2 separate regions of the Mus musculus genome follow, and region 2 is linked to region 1. The links are chromatin loops, found by intact Hi-C in ENCODE. Cell type or tissue: gastrocnemius. All regions are shown on one strand. Each heading gives the region's core, and the rest is flanking DNA. Links, peaks and the distances in the headings are about the cores only.

Region 1 (16,263 bases), core at 3,843-11,842:
ACAGCAAGCGTTCTCTGTGCATGGAGGGAAGATTTTCCAGTGTAAAAGTAGCCAGAGTAACAGATGAAGTTCTGGTTTGAATGGTAACACAACCTGCTTATGTCTAGAGCCTGGAAAAACATTGTTAAGATATAAGTGAAAAACATTAGCTGGAATGTCATTTTAGATGACATAAGAGTCCTATTAAATTGTGATTGAAAGCCATTAAGAATAGTTGCTGTTCTTTTTTTTTTTTTCCATTTTTTATTAGGTATTTAACTCATTTACATTTCCAATGCTATACCAAAAGTCCCCCATATCCACCCACCCCCACTCCCCTGCCCACCCACTCCCCCTTTTTGGCCCTGGAATTCCCCTGTACTGGGGCATATAAAGTTTGCAAGTCCAATGGGCCTCTCTTTCCAGTGATGGCCGATTAGGCCATCTTTTGATATATATGCAGCTAGAGTCAAGAGCTCCGGGGTACTGGTTAGCTCATAATGTTGTTCCACCTATAGGGTTGCAGATCCCTTTAGCTCCTTGGCTACTTTCTCTAGCTCCTCCATTGGGAGCCCTATGATCCATCCATTAGCTGACTGTGAGCATCCACTTCTGTGTTTGCTGGGCCCCGGCATAGTCTCACAAGAGACAGCTACATCTGCGTCCTTTCAATAAAATCTTGCTAGTGTATGCAATGGTGTCAGCGTTTGGATGCTGATTATGGGGTGGATCCCTGGCTATGGCAGTCTCTACATGGTCCATCCTTTCATCTCAGCTCCAAACTCCGTCTCTGTAACTCCTTCCATGGGTGTTTTGTTCCCAAATCTAAGGAGGGGCATAGTGTCCACACTTCAGTCTTCATTCTCCTTGAGTTTCATGTGTTTAGCAAATTATATCTTATATCTTGGGTATCCTAGGTTTGGGGCTAATATCCACTTATCAGTGAATACATATTGTGTGAGTTTCTTTGTGAATGTGTTACCTCACTCAGGATGATGCCCTCCAGGTCCATCCATTTGGCTAGGAATTTCATAAATTCATTCTTTTTAATAGCTGAGTAGTACTCCATTGTGTAGATGTACCACATTTTCTGTATCCATTCCTCTGTTGAGGGGCATCTAGGTTCTTTCCAGCTTCTGGCTATTATAAATAAGGCTGCTATGAACATAGTGGAGCATGTGTCCTTCTTACCTGTTGGGGCATCTTCTGGATATATGCCCAGGAGAGGTATTGCTGGATCCTCCGGTAGTACTATGTCCAGTTTTCTGAGGAACCGCCAGACTGATTTCCAGAGTGGTTGTACAAGCCTGCACTCCCACCAACAATGGAGGAGTGTTCCTCTTTCTCCACATCCTCGCCAGCATCTGCTGTCACCTGAATTTTTGATCTTAGCCATTCTGACTGGTGTGAGGTGGAATCTCAGGGTTGTTTTGATTTGCATTTCCCTGATGATTAAGGATGTTGAACATTTTTTCAAGTGCTTCTCTGCCATTCGGTATTCCTCAGGTGAGAATTCTTTGTTCAGTTCTGAGCCCCATTTTTTAATGGGGTTATTTGATTTTCTGAAGTCCACCTTCTTGAGTTCTTTATATATGTTGGATATTAGTCCCCTATCTGATTTAGGATAGGTAAAGATCCTTTCCCAATCTGTTGGCGGTCTTTTTGTCTTATTGACGGTGTCTTTTGCCTTGCAGAAACTTTGGAGTTTCATTAGGTCCCATTTGTCGATTCTCGATCTTACAGCACAAGCCATTGCTGTTCTGTTCAGGAATTTTTCCCCTGTGCCCATATCTTCAAGGCTTTTCCCCACTTTCTCCTCTATAAGTTTCAGTGTCTCTGGTTTTATGTGAAGTTCCTTGATCCACTTAGATTTGACCTTAGTACAAGGAGATAAGTATGGATCGATTCGCATTCTTCTACACGATAACAACCAGTTGTGCCAGCACCAATTGTTGAAAATGCTGTCTTTCTTCCACTGGATGGTTTTAGCTCCCTTGTCGAAGATCAAGTGACCATAGGTGTGTGGGTTCATTTCTGGATCTTCAATTCTATTCCATTGGTCTACTTGTCTGTCTCTATACCAGTACCATGCAGTTTTTATTACAATTGCTCTGTAGTAAAGCTTTAGGTCTGGCATGGTGATTCCGCCAGAAGTTCTTTTATCCTTGAGAAGACTTTTTGCTATCCTAGGTTTTTTGTTATTCCAGACAAATTTGCAAATTGCTCCTTCCAATTCGTTGAAGAATTGAGTTGGAATTTTGATGGGGATTGCATTGAATCTGTAGATTGCTTTTGGCAAGATAGCCATTTTTACAATGTTGATCCTGCCAATCCATGAGCATGGGAGATCTTTCCATCTTCTGAGATCTTCTTTAATTTCTTTCTTCAGAGATTTGAAGTTTTTATCATACAGATCTTTCACCTCCTTAGTTAGAGTCACGCCAAGATATTTTATATTATTTGTGACTATTGAGAAGGGTGTTGTTTCCCTAATTTCTTTCTCAGCCTGTTTATTCTTTGTATAAAGAAAGGCCATTGACTTGTTTGAGTTTATTTTATATCCAGCTACTTCACCGAAGCTGTTTATCAGGTTTAGGAGTTCTCTGGTAGAATTTTTAGGGTCACTTATATATACTATCATATCATCTGCAAAAAGTGATATTTTGACTTCCTCTTTTCCAATTTGTATCCCCTTGATCTCCTTTTGTTGTCGAATTGCTCTGGCTAATACTTCAAGTACTATGTTGAAAAGGTAGGGAGAAAGTGGGCAGCCTTGTCTAGTCCCTGATTTTAGTGGGATTGCTTCCAGCTTCTCACCATTTACTTTGATGTTGGCTACTGGTTTGCTGTAGATTGCTTTTATCATGTTTAGGTATGGGCCTTGAATTCCTGATCTTTCCAAAACTTTTATCATGAATGGGTGTTGGATCTTGTCAAATGCTTTTTCTGCATCTAACGAGATGATCATGTGGTTTTTGTCTTTGAGTTTGTTTATATAATGGATTACATTGATGGATTTTCGTATATTAAACCATCCCTGCATCCCTGGAATAAAACCTACTTGGTCAGGATGGATGATTGCTTTAATGTGTTCTTGGATTCGGTTAGCGAGAATTTTATTGAGGATTTTTGCATCGATATTCATAAGAGAAATTGGTCTGAAGTTCTCTATCTTTGTTGGATCTTTCTGTGGTTTAGGTATCAGAGTAATAGTGGCTTCATAGAATGAGTTGGGTAGAGTACCTTCTACTTCTATTTTGTGAAATAGTTTGTGCAGAATTGGAATTAGATCTTCTTTGAAGGTCTGATAGAACTCTGCACTAAACCCATCTGGTCCTGGGCTTTTTTTGGTTGGGAGACTATTAATAACTGCTTCTATTTCTTTAGGTGATATGGGACTGTTTAGATGGTCAACTTGATCCTGATTCAACTTTGGTACCTGGTATCTGTCCAGAAATTTGTCCATTTCGTCCAGGTTTTCCAGTTTTGTTGAGTATAGCCTTTTGTAGAAGGATCTGATGGTGTTTTGGATTTCTTCAGGATCTGTTGTTATGTCTCCCTTTTCATTTCTGATTTTGTTAATTAGGATTTTGTCCCTGTGCCCTTTAGTGAGTCTAGCTAAGGGTTTATCTATCTTGTTGATTTTCTCAAAGAACCAACTCCTCGTTTGGTTAATTCTTTGAATAGTTCTTGTTTCCACTTGGTTGATTTCACCCCTGAGTTTGATTATTTCCTGCCGTCTACTCCTCTTGGGTGAATTTGCTTCCTTTTTTTCTAGGGCTTTTAGATGTGTTGTCAAGCTGCTAGTATGTGCTGTCTCCCGTTTCTTCTTGGAGGCACTCAGCGCTATGAGTTTCCCTCTTAGAAATGCTTTCATTGTGTCCCATAGGTTTGGGTACGTTGTGGCTTCATTTTCATTAAACTCTAAAAAGTCTTTAATTTCTTTCTTTATTCCTTCCTTGACCAAGGTATCATTGAGAAGAGTGTTATTCAGTTTCCACGTGAATGTTGGCTTTCCATTATTTATGTTGTTATTGAAGATCAGTCTTAGGCCATGGTGGTCTGATAGGATACATGGGACAATTTCAATATTTTTGTATCTATTGAGGCCTGTTTTGTGACCAATTATATGGTCAATTTTGGAGAAGGTCCCGTGAGGTGCTGAGAAGAAGGTATATCCTTTTGTTTTAGGATAAAATGTTCTGTAGATATCTGTCAGGTCCATTTGTTTCATAACTTCTGTTAGTTTCACTGTGTCCCTGTTTAGTTTCTGTTTCCACGATCTGTCCTTTGAAGAAAGTGGTGTGTTGAAGTCTCCCACTATTATTGTGTGAGGTGCAATGTATGCTTTGAGCTTTACTAAAGTGTCTCTAATGAATGTGGCTGCCCTGGCATTTGGTGCGTAGATATTCAGAATTGAGAGTTCCTCTTGGAGGATTTTACCTTTGATGAGTATGAAGTGTCCCTCCTTGTCTTTTTTGATAACTTTGGGTTGGAAGTCGATTTTATCCGATATTAAAATGGCTACTCCAGCTTGTTTCTTCAGTCCATTTGCTTGGAAAATTGTTTTCCAGCCTTTCACTCTGAGGTAGTGTCTGTCTTTTTCCCTGAGATGGGTTTCCTGTAAGCAGCAGAATGTTGGGTCCTGTTTGTGTAGCCAGTCTGTTAGTCTATGTCTTTTTATTGGGGAATTGAGTCCATTGATATTAAGAGATATTAAGGAAAAGTAATTGTTGCTCCCTTTTATTTTTGTTGTTAGAGTTGGCATTCTGTTCTTGTGGCTGTCTTCTTTTTGGTTTGTTGAATGATTACTTTCTTGGTTGTTCTAGGGCGTGATTTCCGTCCTTGTATTGCTTCTTTTCTGTTATTATCCTTTGAAGGGCTGGATTCGTGGAAAGATATTGTGTGAACTTGGTTTTGTCGTGGAATACTTTGGTTTCTCCATCTATGGTAATTGAGAGTTTGGCCGGGTATAGTAGCCTGGGCTGGCATTTGTGTTCTCTTAGTGTCTGTATAACATCTGTCCAGGCTCTTCTGGCTTTCATAGTCTCTGGTGAAAAGTCTGGTGTAATTCTGATAGGCCTTCCTTTATATGTTACTTGACCTTTCTCCCTTACTGCTTTTAATATTCTATCTTTATTTAGTGCATTTGTTGTTCTGATTATTATGTGTCGGGAGGAATTTCTTTTCTGGTCCAGTCTATTTGGAGTTCTGTATGCTTCTTGTATGATCATGGGCATCTCTTTTTTTATGTTTGGGAAGTTTTCTTCTATTATTTTGTTGAAGATATTAGCTGGCCCTTTAAGTTGAAAATCTTCATTCTCATCAATTCCTATTATCCGTAGGTTTGGTCTTCTCATTGTGTCCTGGATTACCTGGATGTTTTGAGTTAGGATCCTTTTGCATTTTGTATTTTCTTTGACTGTTGTGTCGATGTTCTCTATGGAATCTTCTGCACCTGAGATTCTCTCTTCCATTTCTTGTATTCTGTTGCTGATGCTCGCATCTATGGTTCCAGATCTCTTTCCTAGGGTTTCTATCTCCAGCGTTGCCTCGCTTTGGGTTTTCTTTATTGTGTCTACTTCCCCTTTTAGTTCTAGTATGGTTTTGTTCATTTCCATCACCTGTTTGGCTGTGTTTTCCTGCTTTTCTTTAAGAGCCTGTAACTCTTTAGCAGTGCTCTCCTGTAAATCTTTAAGTGACTTATGAAAGTCCTTCTTGATGTCCTCTATCATCATCATGAGAAATGTTTTTAAATCTGGGTCTAGATTTTCGGTTGTGTTGGGGTGCCCAGGACTAGGTGGGGTGGGAGTGCTGCGTTCTGATGATGGTGAGTGGTCTTGATTTCTGTTAGTAGGATTCTTACGTTTGCCTTTCGCCATCTGGTAATCTCTGAAGCTAGCTGTTTTAGTTGTCACTGTTAAGAGCTTGTTCTTCAGGTGACTCTGTTAGCCTCTATGAGCAGACCTGGAGGGTAGCACTCTCCTTAGTTTCAGTGGGCAGAGTATTCTCTGCAGGCAAGCTCTCTTCTTGCAAGGCAGGTACCCAGATATCTGGTGTTCGAACCAGACTCCTGGCAGAAGTTGTGTTCCACTCACTAGAGGTCTTAGGATCACGTGTGGAATCCTGTGTGGGCCCTTGCGGGTGTCAGGCGACTCAGCTGGCAAGGTAGTCGGGGCTCGAGTGGAGTGGAAGGGGTTTGTGCCCCAGATCAAGCCCGGGTAGCCTGCTTCCCTATGTACCGCAGTCTCAAGTTCCGCGTGATTGGATTGGGGCAGGCACTGTGGTCCACTCACCAGAGGTCTTAGGGTCCCGTGGGGAGTCCCTTGTGGGCCCTTGCGGGTGTTGGGCAAGACTCTGCTGTCAAGGTAGCCCGGGGCTCGAGTCTCGAGTCGAGCGGAAGGGACTTGTGCCCCAGATCAGGCCCGGGTAGCCTGCTTCCCTATGTACCGCAGTCTCAAGTTCCGCGCGATTGGATTGGGGCAGGCACTGTGGTCCACTCACCAGAGGTCTTAGGGTCCCGTGGGGAGTCCCGTGTGGACTCTTGCGGGTGTTGGGCAAGACTCTGCTGGCAAGGTAGCCCGGGGCTCGAGTCTCGAGTCGAGCGGAAGGGACTTGTGCCCCAGATCAGGCCCGGGTAGCCTGCTTCCCTATGTACCGCAGTCTCAAGTTCCGCGCGATTGGATTGGGGCAGGCACTGTGGTCCACTCACCAGAGGTCTTAGGGTCCCGTGGGGAGTCCCGTGTGGGCCCTTGCGGGTGTTGGGCAAGACTCTGCTGGCAAGGTAGCCCGGGCAGTTGCTGTTCTTATAGAGGACACACTCAGTGCCCATGGAGGCAGCTCACAACCACTGCAGGGGAGCTCCCTCTTCTGGCCTCTAGGGGGCACCCACACAGGTACAGCATACACATTTACATGCACATAAAATAATTAAAATAGAATACATCTTTAAGAAGAACAATCATGGTACTCACAATCGACATCAGTGTCAGAACATAGTGCTGCAAATTCTGCCCATGATGGTGAACCATCTTAGCATCGGCTGTAACCATAACTTCCACGTATCTTGGGTATGATAAAAAACGCTTATTCCTGGAATGTAACTGGCTCCGTTCGCCTTCCAATCTGAACACCGCTTCCTCTTCGATATCAACATCTCCAGTCGTGTTTCTGGAGCTCTGAGAGGGCAAAGCAGTTTTCTCCATTTGATTTTCTGGGAGGAAGGATAAAACAATACAGTGTGAAGTTGTTAAACTGGAAGTGGTTCGTGTGTCACACAAAAAAACGGAGCGGACACGCCCGGAGCACGTGCACTGTGGGCTTCGCTCTTCACAGCCCGTGGTTTACAGAGCTCAGATTTTCAGAGCTATACAAGCAATGCTGAATCTTAGCGTTACTTTTAACAGCTCTGGTTACTTGGAAATATTTATTTACCAAGAAGTATCAAGCAATCCCTGTTTTTCCCAGGAAGCAGACTAGATTCTTAAGTGGCTGCTAGCATTCAGTCTCATTATACAGCAGTCACGTGCTGTCTGGTGTCATTTCATAGAATATGGATTAAAACAAACTTTGGCTGCACAACATTTAAAAGCAACAGCACTAATGCCCCTTAATAGAATCACGTCCCAAGAGGCAGCAACTCAAACGAAACCATCAACTGCTGATACAAAATGTATGACACTGACCATATGACATGCCTGGCGACTTGCATTGTTTGCATACATAGAAAGTGATTTGATACTGTAATCATAGGAACTACTATTAAGTACTATATAGAGAAACTGCATTTAAATAGCTGATTATTTGTGCTTATGTCAAATGTTCCTGAATGGCATGCCTGTGTGTGTTATTTCTTCCTTCCTTCCTTCCTTCCTTCCTTCCTTCCTTCCTTCCTTCCTTCCTTCCTTCCCCCTCTTTTCTTTTCTGCTCTCATCTTCTGTTGATTTTCCTGAAATTGATGGGTTGTTGTATTTTCAACAGAAAAGTGAACAAGGAGTGAGGTAAAAAAGAAATTATAATGCCTGAGTCATTTATAAACCAAATAATCAACTATCAGGATATTGTTGCAATATGATTCCATGTGTGTATGTGTGAGTGTGTGTCTGTGCAAGTGTGTGTAGGTATATGTGTGTGTCTGTGTGTGTCTGTGTGTGTGTGTGTGTGTGTGCTGTGCATGTGTGTAATGATTTACTCCATTTGAATATGAACAGAGCCATTTGGGGATAGTAGACAATCCAAGCCACTAAGCACTTTCCATCATCTTTAACATCCGTCTTTTGTATGACTGTGTATTCAGTTATAAACACTGCTCCCAGTTTTCTCTCCCCTGGGATCCCTCACCCACCAAGGATCACTGAACACCTGCTGGCCTGGAGAAGATCCCAGATACCCTGATACACACAAAGCTCTGGCCATCAGGAAAGGCTGAAGGTTTATGCTTCAATATATTCACTTGTTTCCAGGTTATTGAAAACAAACTTTTCTGAGCATTTATACACATCAAGAATGTTTAGGAAGTGGGGTGCACACATCACCTCATAAAGCTTACATACCAGGGAAGGGGACAGAAGCACAAACATAAAGATAAAATTTTAGGTTCTTTGGGTGCTTCGGTAATATTCAACCAAGTGACAAATTGGTTTATTCCACCTAGCAGGCTGGCTAACATTTGGAAGTTGGCACTGCCAAGCGCTGCTGTAACTTCACTGAAAAGCCATCAGGCAAGTTTCATACATGCTCACCCCATAGACTGCAGTTCCATAACTCAGCAAGCTCCTCTGAGTCACATGAGGACGTCACAGCAGATACAGAGACAAGAAAAACAGACTAAAGACCCCCCAGAAATTCACTCTCTCTTATACTGCCAAGCAATCCCCAGCAAGGTAGTCAAGACCACTCAAACTACAAAACAGACTAAAACCCAGCTCAAGACCCAAAGGAATGCAGAAACCGTGGAACTTTTAAAGAAGAAAGTTTTCATGATGTCAGATTTGCGATGAGTCCTTGAATGTGAAACCAGACGTCAAAGGAAGAAAGACAAAGCTGGAGAATTAGGACCTTGTCACATAGCAACCTTGAAAAGAAACAATGACGCTCACTCCTTATCTCACAAGAGAGAAGTCCAACAGCCACACGCTCGAAAAAGAAGAGGTGCTGCCATTTTCTGTCCATCCTCAGTATGAGCACTGGTAAGTAACCACGGGCTTCAGGTCTAAAGACCTGGTGGTCCAGAGTGAGTGTGTCGAGCCCTCCAGGTTGCCGTGTGCCAATGAGGTGGAAAAGAAACATAAAAGCAGCGTAACTCACTAACTGACACTATATCATCCATGCATACCTCAGTTTACTAGTGTGCGACTTGAAGTAATCCAAAGAATACAGTGATGGGAAAATAACAGAACAATGTATTAAAGTCTACAGACTCATATTTCATTAACACACAGAGGCGTGAGTCTTGCCAGTACAGGTTAAGTGCAGCATGCCTTTATGTTGGTAAATATTAAAATTAGGCATACGTTTTTAAAAGATGCATGGGTACATCAATATCACCTTTTGAAAAGCCAAGGAGATTAGAACCTGAGAACTGGAATAACCTTTGCTTCCGATGCTGAAAGGCAGTGGAGGGAATGAGGCAGAGAGAGGTGCAGTTATCTTCAAGCCTTTAGGCTTCATTGGTGCATATGCTCTTGAATATGTAGACCAGAATTAACAAGTCCTTAGTCGAGTACATCAAAGAAATTCCCACTATAGCAGTCTGAGAGCTGGCATGGCTATCGCATTCTATTGTCCTGGTAATGCTTGCTAACGCAGTTAAGATAATAAAATTAAACACACAGTATGACCATTAAGGAGATGGTTTCCAACTTTTTAAAAGTCGATTGAACACCTGAAAACATTCTGTAACTACAAATCCCAAGAGGCTCAATGCAAAGCTCTGTAAATCGCCTGCCCGAAGCACAGAATTAAGGAAATCATAGACGTGAAATAGTCAAGAAGAGCATGAACTGGGATTTGGCATGGAATATTTCAAAGTAGGAACTTCAGAGGCATGGACATTTTTATCCCATTATTTGGAAATTCTATTACCAAAATATACAGATACATATTAGTAAATTGTACATAACTGGACAAAACTGTATAGAAATGCTTAGCCCAGCGTCAATAGTATGGCATAGGAAACAGATATTAACTTAGTATTTCAGTATCCTTCAATGATTACAAGTGTATGTTATTATTAAATTTTGAGAAATTAAAATTGTCTCTACTAATATAGCATCTATTCATATTTCACAATCTAAAAGCTACATTCCGTTGCCTTTTCTTAGTATTTATCCCTAAGCGTTGTGGCTAATGATGAGAAAGTGACCTCGGTAAATACCTTCCATAAATAGTCATCCCTCAAAGCACATTTCCTACCCAGCATAGTGGTACATGTCTGAAATACCGGCACTTGGGTGACAGGGCAGAAATATCAGAAGTTCAAGGCTATCCCCCGTTACATACAAAATTTGAGACCAGCCTGGGCTACATGAGACTCGGTCTCAAAATATCAGGCCATGTTAGCCAAATCCATGACATCATTTCTTTGCCATGCTTCCCAGTTTATTTCTGTTCTATCAAGTCAAGACTAAAACTGATTCTTGCCCTTTATTCTTAGTAAGTATATTACAGCTTAGTAAGTATATTACAGCTTAGTAAGTATATTACAGCTTAGTAAGTATATTACAGCATGAAACCAATTTAGATGAACCCCAACGATAAGGCCACCAGTATCTTACTAGAATATAAAATCTTTAAAATTTATGCCAGTGATAATGGCCCACAGAACAATACATCAATTAATAGCTACAAAATGTACGTTGCTCAAAATTATCATTACACAACAATGTGATTAGAGATTTGTACCTGAATATCAAGCTGCTACCTCATGCTTGTGATTTTTCTTCCCCAGTTTCCAGCTTCTGGAATCTACAGATATCAGCAATAGCTTCCTAGGTCCCACAACTGAGTCACCACAGCACAGAACCACTGGGATGTGTGCCCTCCCCCACCCTAGGTTCTAGCCACCTCGTCTTTATCATTTCTCCTTCAAATGCTTCTTGCGTTACTCTTGTCTTCAATTGCACACTATTTTATTCATTGATTGAAATTAAAATGCAATCAGCCCTTTTTGAAAAGCAATTATGCCTCTGAATTCATTACAGTATTCTGTGTCTTAGAACTCTCATCACAAAGACTACAAACATTTCATTTTTAAAATAGCCTTTCAAACAGTCTAGCCATTTCAATTCCCCATCCCTCCATTCATGGTTAAGTCCACTTCTAAATAAACACACTCTCGTGTCATCCTCACTCAAGATGAAAGCAGGTATGTCCTCACTGGGAGATTGCCCGCGGGATAAATTCTAAGTCCTTCTCAAGAGGTCACCACTATGCGCCATCACCTCACCAAGCTGTGAATTCCCTAGTGAGTGAGAACAAGGTTGGGCAATGAGTTCTCCTAAATTCAGTAAGTGCTCGTGGAGATTAGGGAAAAGATGAAGAAGAAGAAGAAGAAGAAGAAGAAGAAGAAGAAGAAGAAGAAGAAGAAGAAGAAGAAGAAGAAGAAGAGGAGGAGGAGGAGGAGGAGGAGGAGGAGGAGGAGGAGGAGGAGGAGGAGGAGGAGGAGGAGGAGGAGGAGGAGGAGGAGGAGGAGAAGGAGAAGGAGAAGGAGAAGGAGAAGGAGAAGGAGAAGGAGAAGGAGAAGGAGAAGGAGAAGGAGAAGGAGAAGGAGAAGGAGAAGGAGAAGAAGAAGAAGAGAAGAAGAAGAAGAAGAAGAAGAAGAAGAAGAAGAAGAAGAAGAAGAAGAAGAAGAGGAAGAAGAGGAAGAGGAAGAGGAAGAGGAAGAGGAGGAGGAGGAAGAGGAGGAAGAAGAAGAAGAAGAAGAAGAAGAAGAAGAAGAAGAAGAAGAAGAAGAAGAAGAGGAAGAAGAGGAAGAAGAGGAAGAGGAAGAGGAAGAGGAAGAGGAGGAGGAGGAAGAGGAAGAGGAAGAAGAAGAAGAAGAAGAAGAAGAAGAAGAAGAAGAAGAAGAAGAAGAAGAGGAAGAAGAGGAAGAGGAAGAGGAAGAGGAGGAGGAGGAAGAGGAAGAAGAAGAAGAAGAAGAAGAAGAAGAAGAAGAAGAAGAAGAAGAAGAAGAAGAAGAAGAAGAAGAAGAAGAAGAAGAAGAAAAAGAAGAAGAAGAAAAGATAATAGAGGAGAGAGAAGAAAGACAAAGCAAGGGGGGAGACAGGGATGGTTTGAGGAATGAGACAGAAGAGCATTGTGGGTTGCAACTTCAGCATTAAGGAAAATACAAATGAGGTATAGACCAGAGTCCGCTAGAAGACAGACCCACGCTGCCTGAGACATTCCCAGTACCAACCCCAGTGCTGTTATCTGCGCACAGGCAGTCTGTATTTGACCAGAAGAAAACTATTCCATTATTCTCCAAAGCACAAAACAATTAAGTCAGGGCATAAAATAAAATTCTGTTTAATTTAAAGTATCAGCATTTGAAATCACTGTTGAATGCACCAAAGCTTAAAGAATTGTGGACTTTTTCAAGTAAGATATGACCATATCAGATATTATACCACCATATTTCCTCATGGTTTAAGTTGTATTCTGGTTCTATGATATGTCGTAAGTCTCCATGCTATTGAACTAATAGTGTGAATAATAACTACAAATGTTTACTGTGTTGATTATTTATCAAGTGATAGTTCAAGCCCCGTGTGCTTACCTCCTTAGTATTAACAAGAACTCTTTAAGAAATAACCACTATGATTAGAACCAATTTATTAATGAAGGAAATTAGGAAGAGAAAGGTTAAGTGTGGTGGCCATGGTAACATAGAAAATAAAATAGAGGTCTGGGGCATCATTTTTAAAGGGTGTTGAATAGCATAGAACCACGAAAACCTACCAGTCTCTAAGCTTTCTCATTCTTGAACAACTCAAGAACATACTTTAAGAGTTATGAATTATAGTTTGTGCATATTTAGAAGAATGTAACAGATTAATACGTGGAACCTCATCTACGGGTAATAAACTTGCAGAAGAGTGTGGACTTGACTTTGTGAAATAAAAAAAAAATGATTCCATCATCTGCCTTCCCTGCAGCCTCAGATCAGTTGCTATTACTGGACAAATTTTAAAACACATAGACATGTGACAGGAGTTGAGGGGAATTTTCATAGCTAGCAAGTGAATACCATAACAAAGGCGTGAGCTCAGGTTTTCTCAGAATAGGCTTCCAAACTGAATGCAACACCACATGACTCTGCTACTGTCTATATGTGGCACCACATGGAATGAGAAGAATTTAGCAACAATGTCACCATGAAAAAGTATTACTTCATGGAGACACAAAAAAGAGAACTATCAAGTCATCCCTATGAAAATATGGGTCTCATCTTTCTCTCACACCAGAAACAGAGAGCTGAGCTATGACATAGATATTAAATTTGGTAGTTTGGGAGGAGAATGATTTGAGACCAATCAACTACTGACACTTTATCCAGCAGCCCTGCAAGAGTATCCTGAAGTATTCTTTCTTTGATTAAAGAAATCCTCTTATGTCCACAGTTAACTTCCTAAGTGATACTAAGAAGTTTTATTATAGATGTCGAATTTCATCAAGAACTACTCGGTAGGAGCTAGATAGAGGAAAGGACTCGGAGGTCAAGAGTATGCATTGCTTTTGCAGAAAACCCATGTTCTGTTCCCAACACCCATATCACAAGCTCATAACCATTTGTAACTTCAGCTCCAAGGGATCTGGTGCCCACTTCTGGACTCTGGTCACACCAGAAACAACATATGTAGTGCACACACATACATTTAGATAAACATGGTTATCCATAAGTAAATGGTTTTAAATATTATTTCATTCCAGAGATCCAGAAATGTTCAATATAAAAACTAAATCACAAAAGCAGATTCAAGAACACAAATCACATGATCACCTCAATAGATGTAAAAAAGCCAATGAGCTTTTAAAGCTTTGAAGAAACCAACAAGCCTTTATAATAAAAATTCTAGAGATTACAGAGTTGGAGAGAACATGTGTCAACATAATAAAGACAACATATTACAACTCTATAGTAATCATGACGTAGATATTGATAACATAAATACATTCCTACTAAAATCAGGAATAAGACACGCTGTTCCCATTCCTGCATAATATAATGTTAGATGTCCTAGCAATAATGCAAAAACATAAAAAAGTGCAAATTTTGGACAGAAAGAACCCCAGCTATTCTTATTTTCAGAATACTAAAAATTAGAAAAAAGAATAAGAAAATTATGTTAAGGTTATCTTATGAATAATTTGTATCAAGTTCTAGTTGGTAAAAACTAGAATCTTGGCTTCCTTTTCGTGAGTAACAACACATCCCAAGCTTAAGTAGCAGAAAGCCAGAGATTGAGGTTTACCTCACTGAACATGGGCAACTGGTTATGTGTTTTGGGAGCCAGATATAAAGCTATAAAACAAGATGTATGGCCGATTAGTGGCCTCATAGTTATGTATTCTTTAAAAGATTGTGTAGTGTAGTGTAGCATAGTGCTGAATTGCGTTTAGTGTCCTGCACACACTAAACATGAATCATAGAACTGAGTCACACCCCATCCTTCCTGTTTGATCTTAGGATAGAGTCGTAACAAGTTCCCCAGTCTGGCCTTGAACCTACTTTGTAGCTAATCCAGTCTGGACATGAACTTCCATTTTTCTCCCTATGTTCAGACTATGAAGTAGCCTATGCCACCAATCCTCGTTAAAAATTGAAATATTTGTGACTCTGTATGTTTTCTCAGTTCACAAATGCATTTTCTTATAAATCATCTGTGCATGTATGTCTTTATAAGTCTTCAAGGTCATTCTCTCTATTACCCGTTGAGTAAATCTAACTGACTAACGATTGTATATAACAGAACAATGTCCGTTCACAGCACATGCCCTAAAAGCCATCAGTTCATTGAGTCCCACCAAAAAACTCCCATCTGCATGGCTCTTCTCCTATGTAATAGGAACTCACTAGAAACCAAATCCAGTCATGAAGGCAGACACACAGGGTCTGAGAAATCATTACCAAATGGGCTGTTGAAAAAAAAAAGTGGGGGCTTAGGGTCCGTGTCACCCTGCTTTGCGGAGGATCTTTCTGTGTGCCCTGGTGTCTGTTGTTCCTGACCTCTGATAAAAGCCTTTCTTTACTGGGAAAGAAATAAAAAAGAGAAAAAAATGAAAGAAAGAGGGAGAGAGGGAGGTTGGGGGAAGGGAAGAGAAGAAATCAAGAGGAAATGAAACTCAAGGGCCTTGTGCCAATCAATGATAAGATAAAACATCTGTTTACCTTGGGCTACCCGTAAATAATTTTGATGAAATTCAACATCCACTCGTATTGGAAATCATTAGCAAACTAAGTACCTGTCATAGTAACTTCAATAAGCTATGAAGTTAGGAGGAAATCTTTAGCCAGCAAAGGGTACCTAAGATAAACCTAGAGCAGACAACGTATGTACCAGTAAAGGCTGAAATCATTCCTATTTCACAAATGGTAATGAGACAAGAATTTTCATACAATTATTCCTATGGACTAGTCTAGCAATTTCACTAATGAAATAAGCCCAGAAAGTAAAAGACTAAAAGATTAGAATGCAATATATAGAACTGCTGGGTTATTTGTTTATAAGCCTAAAAGAAAAGCAAATGAATTAAATGTTGCTAACTTGCCTAATATAAAGATCAACAAGAGATCTGCATTGTTGTATTAAAGGAATGAATACAAACATAATTATAAAATTATCAAGTTTGTAATAATATAAATGTTATTGTAAACAATATATTCACTTAATACCCAAAAAACTAAGAAAAAATACAATATTATAACAAGAAAAATCTACAAAATATTTAGAAAATTAAAAAACAAATATGTAATAGAACATACTTATAGGCAAGTAGACATGACATATAATGACATCATCACTTCACTGGGCCTGAGAGTGTATACTTCTCTTACAGAAGACCCAAGTTCAGTTCCCAGCACCCATGTGTGGAGGCTTACGACCACCTGTAACTCCAGCTCCAAGGGCTCTGGCTTCATCTTCTAGCCTCCATGGGTACCTGCACTCATGTACACACACACACACACACACACACACACACACACACACACACACACTCATGTATACACACACACACACACACACACACACTCCCATTCTAAAAACAAATCTTTACAAGAGGTATCATTTGACCAAACCATTT
Region 2 (16,263 bases), core at 4,860-12,859, 52 kb after region 1:
CCTCACACTTCCTCACAAAGAGCAAAAACTTCTCCAAAAGGAACTAAGCCACTGCACCGTGTCAGGTATACAAATGTCAGAACCCATAGCATGCAGATGCTGAAGACTGTGGAGTTTGCGTCAAACAGTAAAAATGAGAAAGAGAATTTTAAATATTGGTGAGTACAGTACAGAAACCAGTATATTTCAAGAAATGTCTAAGTGCGAAGTACCTTTTGACAGTGAGGATTGACACACCTCATTATTTACCACAATGTTCTCATTCGGTTTTGCCACCATGTTCCTGGTATGAGTGATTTTGGAGGACTTGGGACGACATTACTTGATCTAAACGCCATAATGCCCAGGCTTGACTGTGTGTTCTCATAACTCTTTGTACCTTGAGCCATTCATATAAAGGACCCATCCCATTTGTGACCCCAGCACTTTGTCACTGCCGGTCCTTACTCTGTATGGACAGTCTCAGTCTGCTACATGTTGCTGTAATCAAATGCCTGGGACTAGATCATTTACATGGGAAGAGATTTATCTTGGCCCACGGTTAGGGACATCCAAGAGCCTGGCACTAGTACCTTTTTGTCCTCTGATGAGGAACTTCTGTCAGCAAGTGAAGAGAACCGGATGCACATTGAGAAAGAGGACAAAGGTAACAAGACAATTTTAACAGTGATTCTCAACCTTCCTAACGCTGCGACCCTTTAATACAGTTCCTCATGTCATGGTGACCCCCGCCCCCCATCACAAAATTATTTTGTTGCAACCTCACAACTGTAATTTTGCTACTGCTATGAATCGTAATGTAAATATCTGATATGGAGGATAGCTGATATGTGACCCCCCCAAAGAGGTCGCACCCCATGGGTTGGGAGCTGTCCCAGTCTCACCAGAACTGCATTGATTTTTTTAAACAATAGCTACTTTCTTTTTCTTTCTTTTTTATTTACTTTATAACATGATTGCATCTTTTCCTCCCTCATCTCCTCCCTGATCCTACCTTTCACCTTCCTTCCTCCCCATCCTCCTGTCCTCTCTTCTCCTAAGAGGGGTAGAGGCCTCCCATGGATTTCAACCCACCTTGGTGTATCAAGTGCATCTTCTTCAATTGAGGCTAGACAAGACAGCACAGTTGTAGGAAAGGGATTCAAAGGCAGGCAATAGAGTGAGAGATAGCCCCTGTTCCTGCTGTTAGGATCCCACATGGAGACCGAGATGCGCAATTGTTACACATATGCCAAGGGCCTAGGTCTGTCCCATGCATGCTCTCTGGTTAGCGATTCCGTCTCTTCGAGCCCCTATGAACCCAGGTTAGTTGATTCTGAATGTTCTCTTATTCTGTTCTTGACCTCTCTGGCTCCATCAATCCTTCCTCCCTTTTCCCACAAGATTCCCCAAGCTCTGCCTAATGTAGGTCTCTGCATCTGTCTCCATCAGTTACTTGGGTGAAACCTCTCAGATGACAGCTATGCTAGGCTCCTGTCTACAAGTATAGCAGAATAACATTAATAGTGTCAGGGATTGGCTTTCTCTCTCGGCACGGGTCTCAAGCTGGGCCAGTCATTGGTTGACTGTTCCCTCAATTTCTGATCCATCTTTAACCTTGCATATCTTGTACTTAGGACAAGCTGTGGGTCTAAGTTCTTGTGACTGGGTTGATGTCTCAGTCTCTCTATTGGAAGTCTTTTCTGGTTATAAGAGATGGTTGTTTCAAGTTCCATATCCCCCATTGCTAGGAGTATTAGCTAGAGTCAACCTCATAAATTCTTGGGAGTTTTCCATTCTAGGTTTCTAGCTCCTCCCAGAGATGCCGCCCCCCCCATCTAGTTGTCTCTCCCAGTGCCCTCTCTCTTCAACACCCCCCATTTGATCCCTCCTAATCCCATCCTGAGCCCCTCCCCCACCCAGTTCCCTCCCTCCATCTGTTCCCTGGTGTCTATTCTATTTAGTCTTCTCAGTTGACCTCCATTGGGCACTCCCTATTGTTTAGCTTCTTTGGGTCTGTGGATTGTAGCATAGTTATTCTGTACTTTGTGGCTAATATCCACTTATAAGTGAGTGCACACCAGGTTTGTCTTTCTAGGTCTGGGTTACCTCACTTGGAATGATATTTTCTAGTTCCATCCATTTTCCTGCCAATTTCATGATGTCCTTGTTTTTAATAGCTGACTAGTATTTTATTATGTAAGTGTACCACATTTGCTTTATCCATTCTTCAGTCTGCGCTGATTTTTATTTTAATGAGAACAATGATGCAATCAGCATGCCAACACTGTAACATTGAAGATGAAGCCTTGTGTGCATTTTTTTTCAGGGTAAGGAGTATGGATTCTAGAAGGCTCTGGTTTCAACTAGAGACACCAACGTTCTGGAGATGTGTCTCATCTTTCTCACAGCAGTGTGATAAAAATAGCGAAGCCAAAGGGCTGGAGAGGTGGCACAGTAGTTAGGAACACTTGCTGCTCTTGTAGAAGAACCTGGTTTAGTCTAGCATCCACATGGTAGATCATAACCATTCATAACTCGGATCTGATGTCCCCTTCTGACCTCCAAAGGCACAAGGCACACACATGGTGCACAGACTTACAGACAGCCAAAGCACTCATACAGTTAAAATGAAATAAATAGATCTTGAAAGGAAGGAAGGAAAGAAGGTAAACAGGAAGGAAAAAAGGAATACAGGAAAGAAAGAAGGAAGACAGGAAGGAAGACATGAAAGAAGGATGACAGGAAGAAAGGAAAATAGGAATACAGAAAAGGAAGGCAGAAGGATAGAAGGAAGGTAAACAGGAAGGAAGGAAGGAAAGAAGGAAGGAAGGAAGGAAGGAAGGAAGGAAGGAAGGAAGGAAGGAAGGGAAAAAAAGGAAGGAAGGAAGGAAGGAAGGAAGGAAGGAAGGAAGGAAGGAAAAAAAGGAAGAAAATAGGAAGGAAAGAAGGAAGGAAGGCAGTCCAGTCAAACAACCACTGCGATTTTCTTTTAACATAAAGTCTAAGTCATGATGTTAAATGCAAGGAGGTAGTTTTGAGGTTAACATGGTTACAAACCAGGAAAAAAAAAAAACATTTTCTGCTTCCATTTTGGTACTTTGGGTTTTCTTTCATTATTTCAAGAACCTTATGTTTAAATCATGGACTTGAAATCAAAAGTGTGTTAAATTCCTTTCTGAGGACATCAGCTGATGAGTTGTGAAGATCACAACCACATCAATAGGCTACAGGCAGATATATCAGGTAGATAAATGATGAGGACAGACAGTCCAGTCATCCCTTCATGCAACCAACATTTGCTATATAACTGTCACATGATAGATAGATAGATAGATAGATAGATAGATAGATAGACAGACAGATACTACACTAAGCAATGAGGACACAGAGATGAATGTCCCACACTCCCTGTCTTGTCAAAGACAATTAATTAATTGAACAGATTCTAACAGATGTGGTGGTACACAGACTACAATGAGCAGAGCTTGGTATTGTTCCCTCATCTCTCCATCCTCTCTTCTGTCTCCTGCCAGTGATAAAGGATAACACCCTCAGGACTCCATCCCTTGGTGCTGGTAGAGATGTTCAAACCATTCAACCCAGTTCCCAAGAGACTTGACACCACAATAAACCCCAAGGGCAATGCCTCTTCTCACTCAGGACTTCCCAGGCTGCTCTGCCTTTCCCAGAAAGTCCCATTATATGCATAATAAATCTCCTTAAACCACTTTTTAATACATTTTTTAAATATTTATATTATTTATTTTTAATGTTTATAATATTTATTATTTATATTAATGTTTATAATATTTAAATATTCCATTTAAATATTTATAATATTTATTTATTTTATACATGTGAGCACACTGTAGCTGTCTTCAGACACACCAAAGAGGGCATCGGATCCTATAACAGTTGGTTGTGAGCCACCATGTGGTTGCTGGGAATTGAACTCGGGACCTCTGGAAGAGTAGTCAGTGCTCTTAACCACTGAGCCATCTCTCCAGGCCTCATTAACACCATTTTGCTACATGTGTGTGGCATCACCAGGCCTGATACCAAACTAACTACAGCCAGGTGCTAACTGACTTCCAAAGGTCAACACAGAACACACCCAGTGAGCATGACTTCCTGATATCCGTGCCTTGGTGTGATCCTATCCACTAGAATTGGGCTGAGCTGGGAACTCATAGAATGCAGAAATAGTGATGGTCTATCCCCACAGATTAGATTGCCATAAAGATGCTGGCTTCTTTCTGGCACAACTCTTACTATTCTCTTTCTCATGCTCATGGAAATCAGACACTATGTTGAAGGGACCCGGCAAAGAGACCCACAGAAAGAGGAACTGAGAAAGGCCCGTGCTCAATTAACAGCCAGAGAAACAGATGTTCCATCTCCATCCACTGTGTGAAGCCGAATCCTGCCAACATCACTGAGATTTCCAGTAAATCTCTCAGTGAAGCCTTGATGCGACCATTTTTTTAACGAATACCACGGCCTTATAAGAAGGGACTGTGGCTCAGAGGGCCCAGGTAACATGTGAGTGGAATCTGGATCCAGACAGATGAAAACAGTTTCGTATTTTGAGGCCCTACGTGGTAGGGTTAATCTACTGAGCATCAGTAGGTAACCAGTACGATACAGTGTAGCAGTGATGGAGATACAGAAAGATGGTATAGTCCTTTAGGACAAAGAGGAAAAATTAACCCAGCAGTGACATGCTGAGGGAGACATAGAGCTCTCAGAAAACCAGCAGATTAATGGGTGTGGAGATGCTTAAGACAGTTAAATGTTGCTGGACTAGGGAGCCTCCAGATGATTTGTGGACAAAGAGTTCAAAGAGATGCTTCGATGCAGAATCTGAGAGTACCTTGGAGGTCACACTATGGAGGACGTTAGGGGAAGGATTTTCGACAGAATAACAGCATTGTCACCCCTGTGAAACTCGAGCCAGTCTGAATTAAAAATTCAGACAAGACCGCGGGATCTGGGTGTCAAGAAATGTCTTGGTAAATGGTAAAATCTCTAAAAAGGCTTACTGGAGAGTCTGTGACAGAGAGATGGTTCTAAGCTCAGCACTGCACCATCTGCCCATCTGCCCATTTCCCAGTCGTTAGAGATGGTTGTCTGGGCTCCACGCAGACGCAAGCAAACCCTCCTAACAGCAAGACAAGAAACAGAGGGACAAGTTCACAGTATTCCCATGGAATCTGAGATGCTGAAGCAATATCATCCAGAAAGCAGCAGAGCCCAAGCTGGCAGGACTCATGGTACTGGCTGCTTTGCTGGGACATTGGCACCTCAAGCCTTGGACACCAGCACTGGGGTCAGTGCCCGGGAAGGACTCTGGGCCTTTCAGTAAAAGGCCTTATTTTTCACTTTGCAAAGAACAAGAAACAAGAAATATGGTAGACAAGGGGAAAGAGAGAGACAGGGACAGAGACACAGACAGACAGACAGACAGACAGACAGACAGACAGACAGAGAGAGACAATTTCAGGCCACACGTGAAACAACATCATCCAATCACCGCCTCATCCAGGTTCTTGTGTTTGGAGAATAATTACAAGATCTAGGAGTTCCTCCAATCAGGATGAGAAGAATAGAAGAAGAAAAGGGAGAAACAGATGCACAGGAAATGAGAGGGGGGTGGGGGAATACAAAAACAGAGGCAGAGAGAAGGAGGAGGAGAAGAGAGGGAGAGGGTGGAGGCTGAAAGAAAAACCATTGCAGTTAATATACATTGTTTCAGAACTGTTTAGTCAAGTGTGCAGCTTCTTCAGGCACACTCCCTATACGTAATGTTCCTCACATACTAGACTGCCATGTTCATTAGTTTATCTAATTAGCTAATACCGATACATGACTAGGACCCAAAGCCCACTCATCGTTTCCATTCCTTTCATACTTGTATAGTACCCATCCAAACGACCACACAGCCCTTGCTCTACCTCCTTAAGGTGATTTTGGGCTGTGACATTGTCTCAGATCTTTTTTTTTTTTCTTGATAACTTTGATCATTTCCGTGCATTCTGAAGATGTATAATGCAGGATTCTATTTCATTTGAAATAGTCTGACTTTACCCACATGACCAGACAGAGTTAGAGTTTTGAGAAACCTAAGTACTATTCTCATGTCAATACTATATCCATCTTTATCTCCACGTTTTTCTGGGCTAGGCAATGTGAAGATTATGAAGGCAATGTTTTAAATTTCCACTTTGGAAGGAGTTACTACTATGGAGGAAATAAAGATTATGGTAAGGAAACCGTGCTTGCTGTCTGGGCAACCCGAAGACTCAGACAAGAAAATGCAGAGAGGCAAGCTGAGGCCACAACGATGTGAAGACAACAGAAAGGAAAAATGAAAGGATGTGCTGGCGACTTAAAGATGGCCTAAGCCGCAACCAGTTGTATCTGGCTTTGAGAAATCTGTGCATGTGACTAAGAAGAAATGATTAAACATACAAAAGATCTGGAGCGAGCAAAGTGAGCAAAATGCTAAAGCCCGGGGGGGGGGGGGGGGTGGAAGAAACGATTGAAATGTGCTGTGCAGTCAGCTGAGGCGGACGGATGTGAGCACAGGCTTGACCGGGGCGACTTCTGTGCGAGGCTCCGTGAAGTCACGACTCAGGAGATTAAAGGGAACCCCAAAAGCATAAAAATAACGGAATCTAGAAACCCGAACGCCTGCATGAAGAGGAGATAGAACGATCAGAGAACAAAGCTACCTAGAGTTGAAGATCTGTAGCAATGTGTGAGAGACCGGTATGTTTATCGGCTGGAAGCAACCAGCGAAGGAAGAATGGAAACCGTCTCACGGCAGCTGGAGAGATGAGAAGATGAGCAGTCGTAGTTATGCCTGGTATTTATTCTACATGCAGGGAGGAGCTACGATGCATTGTTTCCCTTAAATTTAGTATTCCTGAAAGGTAGGTGGTGAAGTCTTCCCCATTTTCTGGATCAAAATCTAAGCCACTGGAGCACAGGAAGTCAGGATTCTCATCCCGGACTGCTTGAGCCCCGCTAGCACATTTGCCACCTTCCAGTCCTCGTTAAGGCCTGGGTGGCAGACTGCAGCAGCAGAAGGGGATGAGGGGAGCAGCGAGTGTGGGTGGCACACAAAGGGTTGCATAACAAATATTTGTAGGATGAAAGAAAACTCGCAGAGCAGAGATATGGATATGTAGCCATAGGGCAGGAAGTTGCTGCAGGTCACGCTAGTTACGTCACCAGCCATGAATGCGCTCAGTGTTCTTCAGTAACAGTGGTCCCGCTTGTTGTGTTCTATTACAGCTCAGCACTTCACCTCTTTCTTCTTGTGTCTCTGGATCCCAGTCCCTCGGCAAGGGATCCCTTGGATGCCTGGAGCTAGAACTGGAAAGCACTTTGGGAGTTTCCAAGGCAAGGAGAACACAGAGCTCAATGAAAATTTGAAAGCCAACTGCAACTCAAGAATCCCTAAATAGGTCCAGCAGAAGCAGGCTTGGGAATCCAAGAGCTTGGAGCCAGGAATGTGAAATCCTAGGAACCAGGGTCAGAGCAGAGCCCAGAAAAATGATCTTCACAGATGGTCTGCGCTGAGTCCTACTTTTAGCTCGTCGGTCATGGTGATGAATGGCCAGACTGGCCAGGCTTAAGGGTTGTGAGAGGTCAGTTGTCTCCAGGTAGTGACTATTCTGCCGGCAGAAGCTATGGGATTTTTTCCAACATTATGCCCACAGTATCTGGCACGGGGAATATGTTTTTAAAAGATTGGCTCCAATAAGAGCAATTGCTATTTACAAATTTAAACAGAAATCTTTTTGGAGTGTTAGTAACTATCACATTATAAGACATTTGGGCATGAACATGACAATTTGAATTTAATCACACAAACATAAGCTACAAGACACTTGGAGTCGCATCGTGTAAACTATGCTGGTATACCAGTGAATGTTATCAACACGTATACAATCCCAACCAGGGTGATTAACAATTATACTCACAAGGGAGTGGTGTGACTCATGCATTGGTTAATCATTCCTACTAATTACAGGCAGCCAGACTGCCAGAAACCTCTTTTACTGAATACATAGGCAACTCAGGTAACCTCTTTTGTCTTTCAGCTTCTTCAAGATGTCCAGATTTGATCAGAGAAATAGCATAACCCATCTCAGAAAAACAAAGTAGCCACGAACGACTACATTTTATAAACTTGTGGGATTAACGCACTGCCTTATAGAAGGTCATTGGCTCTCCCTCTGGGACGGAACTGAACTTCCCACAGGTGAACCAGAGTGACAGTCTGGTGTCAAGTAGGGATGGATGAGGATGCCCTAGAACCCAAACAGCTAACACGGAAGTCCCAAGAATAAACTAAACACCTCACCCATCTCTCATGGTCTACAATGTTGCAGCTCAGGGCACCTGCAGAAAACTCAATCCTCTGTCTGTCAGTGCAGGACTCCAACACACTGCAAGAAAACACAAGCAAAGCTGCAAGCCTTTTGTTTTCCTGACCTACCTTTTCTTTTTTTGACTGACCATTAGATTAGGAACAAATGCTCACAATTCCACGGTGCTGGTCAGTGCTTGGCTCCTGCCCCAGGTTATGACTTCGAGCTGCCCACCAGGGACTGTAAAGGTGGCTCAACAGTTAAGACCACTACCTGTTCTAATTTACAGAGGGTCGGGGTTCAGTTCCCATATTGTGGCTCACAACCAACCAGTAACTCTGATTCCAGGGTGCTGAATGCCTTCTGCTGACCTCGGCAGGCATCAGGCACTTGCAGAGAGTACATACATATATGCAGGCAAAACGTGTATAAAATAAAAATAATATTTTAAAAACCCCTTCATACTAGGTTGTCCTGTGACCAGTTATAATGTGGAATCCTAAGGAAAATATTCAGAGAAATACCATTTCAGATTAGCTGAACTGACGCACTATAAATTTCCTTATAAAGCAATGCCACCTTCTGTCTAATGTGTACGTAGCTCATTCATATTCACCCCATACAGATCATCCCCTCTCTTCTCACACACCGTCCTGGGTTATTGGAAAACACACCATCCTCCACACTTAAAAGCAGGCCCTGCTCCACAGTTTGTCTCTGTATATCCTCCCATGGGTATTTTGTTTCCCATTCTAAGAGTACCGAAGTATCCATACTTTGGCCTTCCTTCTTCTTGAACTTCATTTGGTCTGTGAGTTGTATCTTGGGTATTCCGAGCTTTTGGGCTAATATCCAGTTATCAGAGAGTATGTACCATGTGTGTTCTTTTGTCTTTTTAGAATGGGGAACAAAATATCCATGGGAGGAGATACAGAGACAAAGTGTGGAGCAGAGACTGAAGGAAAGACCATCCAGAGACTGCCCCACCTGAGGATCCATCCCATATACAGTCATCAAACCCAGACACTATTGTGGATGCAAACAAGTGCTTGCTGACAGGAGCTTGATTTAGCTGTCTCCTTAGAGGCTCTGCCAGTGCCTGACAAATACCAGAGGTTGGCTCTCAGCCAACCATTGGACATTGGACTGAGCACAAGGTCCCCAATGGAGGAGTTAGAGAAAGAACTAAAGGAACTGAAGGAGCTTGCAGCTCCCATGGGAGGAACAACAATAAGAACCAACCAGTATCCCCAGGGCTCCTGGGGCCTAAACCACCAACCAAAAAGTACGCATGGAGGGACCCATGGTTCCAGCCACATATGTAGCAGAGGATGGCCTTGTTGGACATCAATGGGAGGAGAGGCCCTTGGTCCTGAGAAGGCTCAATGTCCCAGTGTAGGGGAATTCCAGGACAGGGTAGTGGGAGTAGGTGGGTTGGTAAGCAGGGAGAGGGGGAATGGGAAATCAGGAAAGGGGATAATATGTGAAATATAAATAAAGAAAATATAATAATAATAATAATAATAATAATAATAATAATAATAAAAGAGCAGGCCCTGATATGCCTCTCTTTAGATGTTTAGCACCATGCAGTATGGCAGCCAGACACTGTGCTCCAAGTAACCAAGCTCAGAAGACCTCCTTTACTTCCAACCAATCAGAAGAACTCTGGAATAACTGTCACTGACCCTTTATGAATCATCTATAGTACTAGAGAAGCCAGGCAGATTGCTTGCTCTATCACCCAGCCTCCATTACCAGTCTCTGCCTTCTCTCGCTCACCTGTTCCCTGAAGGACTCTGCCGGTGGAGCATACACCCTTTCAGGAAGAAAACTCCCTCCTGCACATGTCACTTGGTCCCAACAGAAAAAAGCGCCTCTCAACACATTCTCGAGACTGGCTAAATGAACCTTAAACCACTCTTAGGATGTCAAAATGAAGTCAAATTCCTCCATGAAATATAATCTGGTTCTTTTGTTCCCTTTTCCCTAAGCAAGATATGAAACCACACCATGACTGGATTTCTGTTGTGGTCTACACCTGGGTCACCTAGAAGCAATATTTGAGCAAAGTTCCTTCTCTCACACCTAAACACTCAATGGCTTTGGGTACTTGTCTGCTCTATACCAACTCAGCAGGAAAGAGGAGAGAATTCTCTATCTCCAGAATGTAGGGGAGTATCTAGAGATTGTTTATTACTTAATAGAAGCTTTTGTGTTTATATGCATGTTTTGAGACTGGGTGTATTCTACTCTGTATGTAGCCAAGGATGATCTTGAATTCCTGGTCCTTGTGCCTTTGCCTCCTAAATTATGGGATTATACCTGGAAGCCTTGGCTTTCAAGCTCATTGCTGATCTATGGTTTTCTCCACGCACGAGAAGCCAGTATTTATCTTACCCTTGGTTAACTCTTGCTTGTGACTCCAGTTGCCTCCACCACTAACTCCCATCTGTCCCATCTGGGAAAGGACAGCGTCACCTCTGGAGACAGAGAGCTGTGAGTAACTTGGAAAGAATCCCAAGTGGACGGAGTAGAAAGTTCAAGTAGTCATTCCATACCCAGCTAACATACCTCTTCACAGAGGGTGTGCTGTGTTGTTGAACACAGCATGTGAAATGAGAGACTAGTACTCAAAGGAAGACTTGCTATGGTTTTCTTGGCACCCAAAATAGGCTTTTGTCATTGCTTGGGATGCTATCGAAACAGGAATGAGTTGGATACCCTCTAAAAAACAAAACTTTTTCCTCTCACAGTACTAGGGGTTGAGAAGTTCTAAATGACATTCCTGGTGAATTCAGTCCCTGGTGAATGCCTGCTTTCTTGTTCATTAGTGCTACTTTTGACTGTGTCTTCACATAGTCAGAAAGGGAAGACAGTTCTTGGGGCCTCTTTACAGAAAAGGACTAATCTCACTTATGAAGACCCCATCCTCGTGCATGGATTTATCACTTCCCACCTTCACTTCTTAATGCTGCCACCTTGGTATTAGAGTGGCAACACTTACCAGACAGAAATTATCATCATCATTATCATCGTCATCTGCATGAGATTCATCTCAGTCATGTATATGAACAAACATATACACACGTGTGTGTGTGAATGCATATTCTTAGCCATCATGGGTCATATCCACCCCGCATACACACAAATAGCTGTGCTTCCATGTTGTATCCTGACCCTACCAACTAGGTAGAATATGAAATACCATGGGAGAGCAAGGAAAAATACAATGAAATAATAAATTCCTATAAATTAACTGTAGCCAAGCCTCTCTTATACTCCAGTCTGGTCCCACGCACAGATATATGCTGGTGTTGTAATCTGTAATCAACTGCTCTTGGCCTTTAGTCATACTGCAGTACAATGTAGAATGTGGAAGGGCAGTAAGTTATGACACATCTCCGATTTCTCGTGAGAACAGATGGAGTGTATTGTCTGTTTTCACCTTCCTTAAAGCTGCTAAGTCATAGCATGTGTGCGTTTTACTGAAATATATTATGTCGGAACAATGTTAATTTTTTTCCTGCCATTCTCTATTCCCCAGATGCACTTTTTATTGTTTTCCTAAATAAAGAGATTTAAATCCTAGAGGAGGAATCTCCGCACTCCCATGCTCTTCTCATTTAGCAGAATAATACAAGCAATAAATCATTTGATTCGTTTGTTCTGGTGCATTCTCTCATCTGCCCCGTACTCACTGAATAATTACTGAACTCCTACTGTGTACCAGCTGTTGTTCTAGACTCTGCAGAAACAGAAACAAGCCTGGCTTTTTAGTCTGATAGACCTGTTAAGGTGACTATCAGGGTGTTTTACCAATGACTACACTGTATGACCAGAAACAAACACAAAGGACTATATGGTAAGACAAGAAAAAAAAAAATTCTACGTAAGACAAAGGAGAAATTAGGCAATGTAACACTATGGAGGTGATATTTCCACTGAATGTTAAGAGATAAATAAATAGAGGAAATTGATAAATGTGGGGGGAAACTGAGCAGTGACAGAGAAAGTGAGTCTCTGGTAATCTTGGGTAAGGCAAGAGGAGCTCTGAGATGGGCACATCAGACCCAGAAAGAGACAAGCGGAGGATGTGGGTGAATGACCTGGAATGCATTCGGAAGGGTTAGTTTACTGTTTCCAACCAGTCTGTAGGATATGGATAAGGTCTAATGATGGCTATTGACAATGATTCAGAATTTAAAAAAAAAAGAAAGCAACTCATGCAGGGCCAAGAATAAACTGAGATTCTGTAGCAAGATCATTACATCAGGGCAAGGCAGTGGCATATACCTGAAACATGAAACCTTTCCTTTGTAGCTGATATGACAGACTGCATCACCTAATGTGCAGCAATGTGCGCTTTACAAGGAGGAGCATCTGCGTAGGTAGGATGTAAATAAGAGACTCTGGATTTCAAAGAGGCAGAGCGAGAACTGGCAGAAGAGAGAGGAGCAAAGCGAATTCGAATACATCTCAGGTTAGAACTGTTCACATCCAATGGCTACAATCTATTACAATGTAGTCTAATTGTTACCCGATCTCTTGGGGGCCCAGCCAGGTATGCTTGAAAAGAAATGTCTGCACTCTCCAAACAGAAAGCCTCCACTGCTCCAGTAGGCCAGGAATGAAGAGATTACGGTATGTCCTTAATACCCAGGTAGCTTTCCATTTCCCCAACCTTAAAATGAAGTGGGAGGGGAAGATCTAGGTCTTCCAGATACAGATGCTGAAGCCCTAGTAGTAGCATTCTCTCATTTATTGACCTATTCCAACAATACTTGGCTTCTTATCCATGCCAGATGCTGGGGATACTTTTGAACCTACACCAGTAGATAAAACCATCAAAGTCCTTACTTTCCTGGAAGTTCTAGATTCACAAGAGAAAACAAGAAACCAAGAAACCAATGAAAACTTTTTTACTGACAACACAACTATGCCATCTACACATCATCATAGGCGGCTAATATATGTAAATGTTGAAGAGCCTGGCTTTGTATTTCATGGTCTGTGTATAGATGGATAAATAATGTAGAATGTGCTTTTCAAATAGTGCCTAGTTGGGTATTGGTTTTTACAATCCACTGCTTGTAGATATTTGATACACTGCTCTTTGTAGATCATCCATGGAAATCAGGCAGATTATCTTCATAAATGTAATTATAATCTGGATATCATAGAAAGAATATTAACGTTAGGAGATGCTATTTACCTGGCCCTTTCTTAGGGTAACTACCACAAGGGAAAAGAAAACAGGTGATATTTTCCATGACTAGAAAAGCAAGGAAGGCTCACATCTAGAGCAATGATCCTCTACCTTCCTAATGCTGCAATCCTTTAACACAGTCCTTCATGCTGTGTTAACCCTCATCCGTAAAATTATTTCCATCGCTACTTCCTAACTGCAATTTTGCTACTGTTATGAATTATAATGGAAATTACCTGTGTTTTCCAACAGTCTTACATGACCCCTGTGAAGAGGTCATGGCCCACAGGTTGAGAACCACTGATCTAGACTATCTATGACCATCCCAGTGTCCATGGTTCTCCTCGATGAACTAGCAAAAGTACCTGTTTCTATTTCATATAGCAGATGTAACGGCTCATTTACAATCCCCCTAAATATGAGATGTCACAGTGTGTATGACTGGTGAGTTTACTCATTACTCCCATATCATCTAGGAGAGAAAAAGAATGCATGGCAGGTCGTTCAACAGTGATTGTATTTCTGTCAAAATAGAAGACACGTAGACATACGGCTTAGGGTAAACATAAATCCCTAAGGTCATTAATTTCCTCATCAAGCTTAATAGACATGTTTCTGCTTCCAAACATGTACGATGCACTTTGCGTAGCTCTGAAAGATATAAACCAGAAAGACAGAATAAGAGGAAAACGGCCCAAGCTGTGGATGAAGACGAATGTTGAACTCCTTCATGCGCGAGCTCACCTCGGCCCTGTGAGGAAGTGATGCATCCTCCTAAGATCCTTCAGGAGGGAGACTCTATGCTGATTTCACTTCAGTTGAAAACATTCATAAGACAAATTGTGCTTCCTCAAGAACAGAGATAATTCGGTCCCCGGATGCTAAGCATATGCCAGCTTCTATTCTGACAGAGGCCGCATAAGCGATGTCCACTGTGCAGGGAGGGGAAGGGGGGAGGGCAATAAGGGAAGCAGATGGAGGACATGGGGAACTGGGAGCATGGGAGTGAGGGGAGCTGGGAGCAAGGGCAAGATGGACTCTGAATTGTCTCTTTCCTCTTTTTTGGTTTATATAATATAATTATATAATTACATTTCTCCCTTTCCCTTCCTCCCTCAATGTCTTCCTGTCTGCTCTCTTTCAATGTCATGGACTCTTTCATTCACAGATTGTTATTTCAGGGTATACTCTTAGTTGCTGAGTCATCTATGCACACACACACATACACACACGCACACATACACACACACATTCATTGATGGCTGGCATAGTTCTCCATATACCTCTTTCTCTTCTAACTTGATCCCAGTATCTTTCCCGTTCCCCATTATCTCCTTTAAAACTGTTTTATGGAAGATGCTCACAGGAATCCACCGTCTCAGTTTATATCTATCACGGATAATTTCTCAAAACTAACACGAGAGCTCTTAACTCATAGATATTCTCTAATTATTCATTACTTGATTATCACCATTAGTCAAGCCTATGCTTGGCATTGACTCCTAGATCCTCCACAGGCCGGGATATTTGTGTGATGGTTTTCTGACATAGAAACACTAACAGAGAATGTGAGAAGAGAGGATGAATTTGTGTGCTTCAGTAAAGCCTAGAAGGCAGTGGGAGCCCATATGCAGCTAGTATGGTTTCCAAAGCAGTTGTGGCTGCTAAGGAGATAAAACAAAAAACACAATCCACGCATGACCCACATGGGGTGAGAGGCCAGCCAGGCCTACCCTGTCCACCTCTATAACATAGGCTTATTGTAACCTATGAGGTGCCTGCTTATATTCTAAGGGGCCACGGGCTGCTAAGTTAGTACATGAATTTCTAAAAGAATCAAGGTATGAGGGAGAAGAGAATATGGGCATTCAAACGAGATACTATTTTGTAATTTGGCCGTTCAATGTTCACCATAAGATTCAAACGTGCATTTTTGTGCATGTATGTCTTCAGACCTCACAAATTCTTACCCTCACATTCACTGGGGTCAGTTCTTAATGACATCATCCACTCCACATCAACTGACAAATGAGTGCCAAGTCTACAGCTTCAACCCAGTTACCTGACAAGCCTCATACTCAAGGGTGGAACGGCCCACTAAACTTCCCACATCTGTCATAGCTCACATATCAAATCTGGATAAACCACTTCCTATCTCAGTACGTTCTGCCTTTAGTATACCCCAGCCAGTGACTGTCGACACCATTTCACCGTTTCTTTATTGGCCCATCAAGAGCAAACTAGGCCAGGAGAACAAACGACAAGAGGATGGAGCTAGAAGTCCTCCCTTATCAGGCCTAGTGCTATCAATGGGCTCCTCTTCACTCTGCCCGCGTAGACCTCAGAATGCCTCACCCAACAAAGCATTGACTACATGCAGTGCTGTTGGCCCTAGATCCGCATATTAAGTGTCAAATATGACACGGAACATGTGAAAAATTGTTTCTGCTCCTTACACTTTTGCTTGGCAAGTTTCCTCTTGTACTCAAGGTGATGAGTCTTTTTTTTAGATTTATTTATTTATTATATGTAAGTACACTGTAGCTGTCTTCAGACACACCAGAAGAGGGAGTCAGATCTCCTTAGGAATGGTTGTGAGCCACCATGTGGTTGCTGGGATTTGAACTCAGGACCTTCGGAAGAGCAGTCAGGTGCTCTTACCTGCTGAGCCATCTCACCAGCCCAAGGTGA

What was found. Hi-C counts contacts between places; a loop is a spot of excess contacts. Peaks named below come from ENCODE experiments on the same cell type or tissue, not always from the same donor. Only the 100,000 strongest peaks of a DNase experiment are listed, where the experiment ranks them.
Region 2: a loop joins it to region 1, with 2.4 times the contacts of the local background. A loop is called at or near these places in 3 of 42 quality-filtered maps.

What each region holds. Positions count from the first base shown.
Region 1 is chr15:94,372,772-94,389,034 of GRCm38, forward strand. Adamts20 (a disintegrin-like and metallopeptidase (reprolysin type) with thrombospondin type 1 motif, 20) reads right to left here. Exons shown (of 39, transcript NM_177431.5): 4 at 6,954-7,192. Among named protein-coding and RNA genes, the nearest start is that of Adamts20, 23 kb to the right of the region's middle. In gastrocnemius, for the core only: a CTCF peak has its summit at 6,862; a DNase peak (open chromatin) is centred at 6,847.
Region 2 is chr15:94,423,673-94,439,935 of GRCm38, forward strand. It overlaps a transcript of Adamts20 not described here. Among named protein-coding and RNA genes, the nearest start is that of Adamts20, 27 kb to the left of the region's middle. In gastrocnemius, for the core only: no CTCF peak of the experiment used is centred there; DNase peaks (open chromatin) are centred at 5,265 and 9,496; H3K4me3 peaks cover 542 bases; H3K27ac peaks cover 1,860 bases.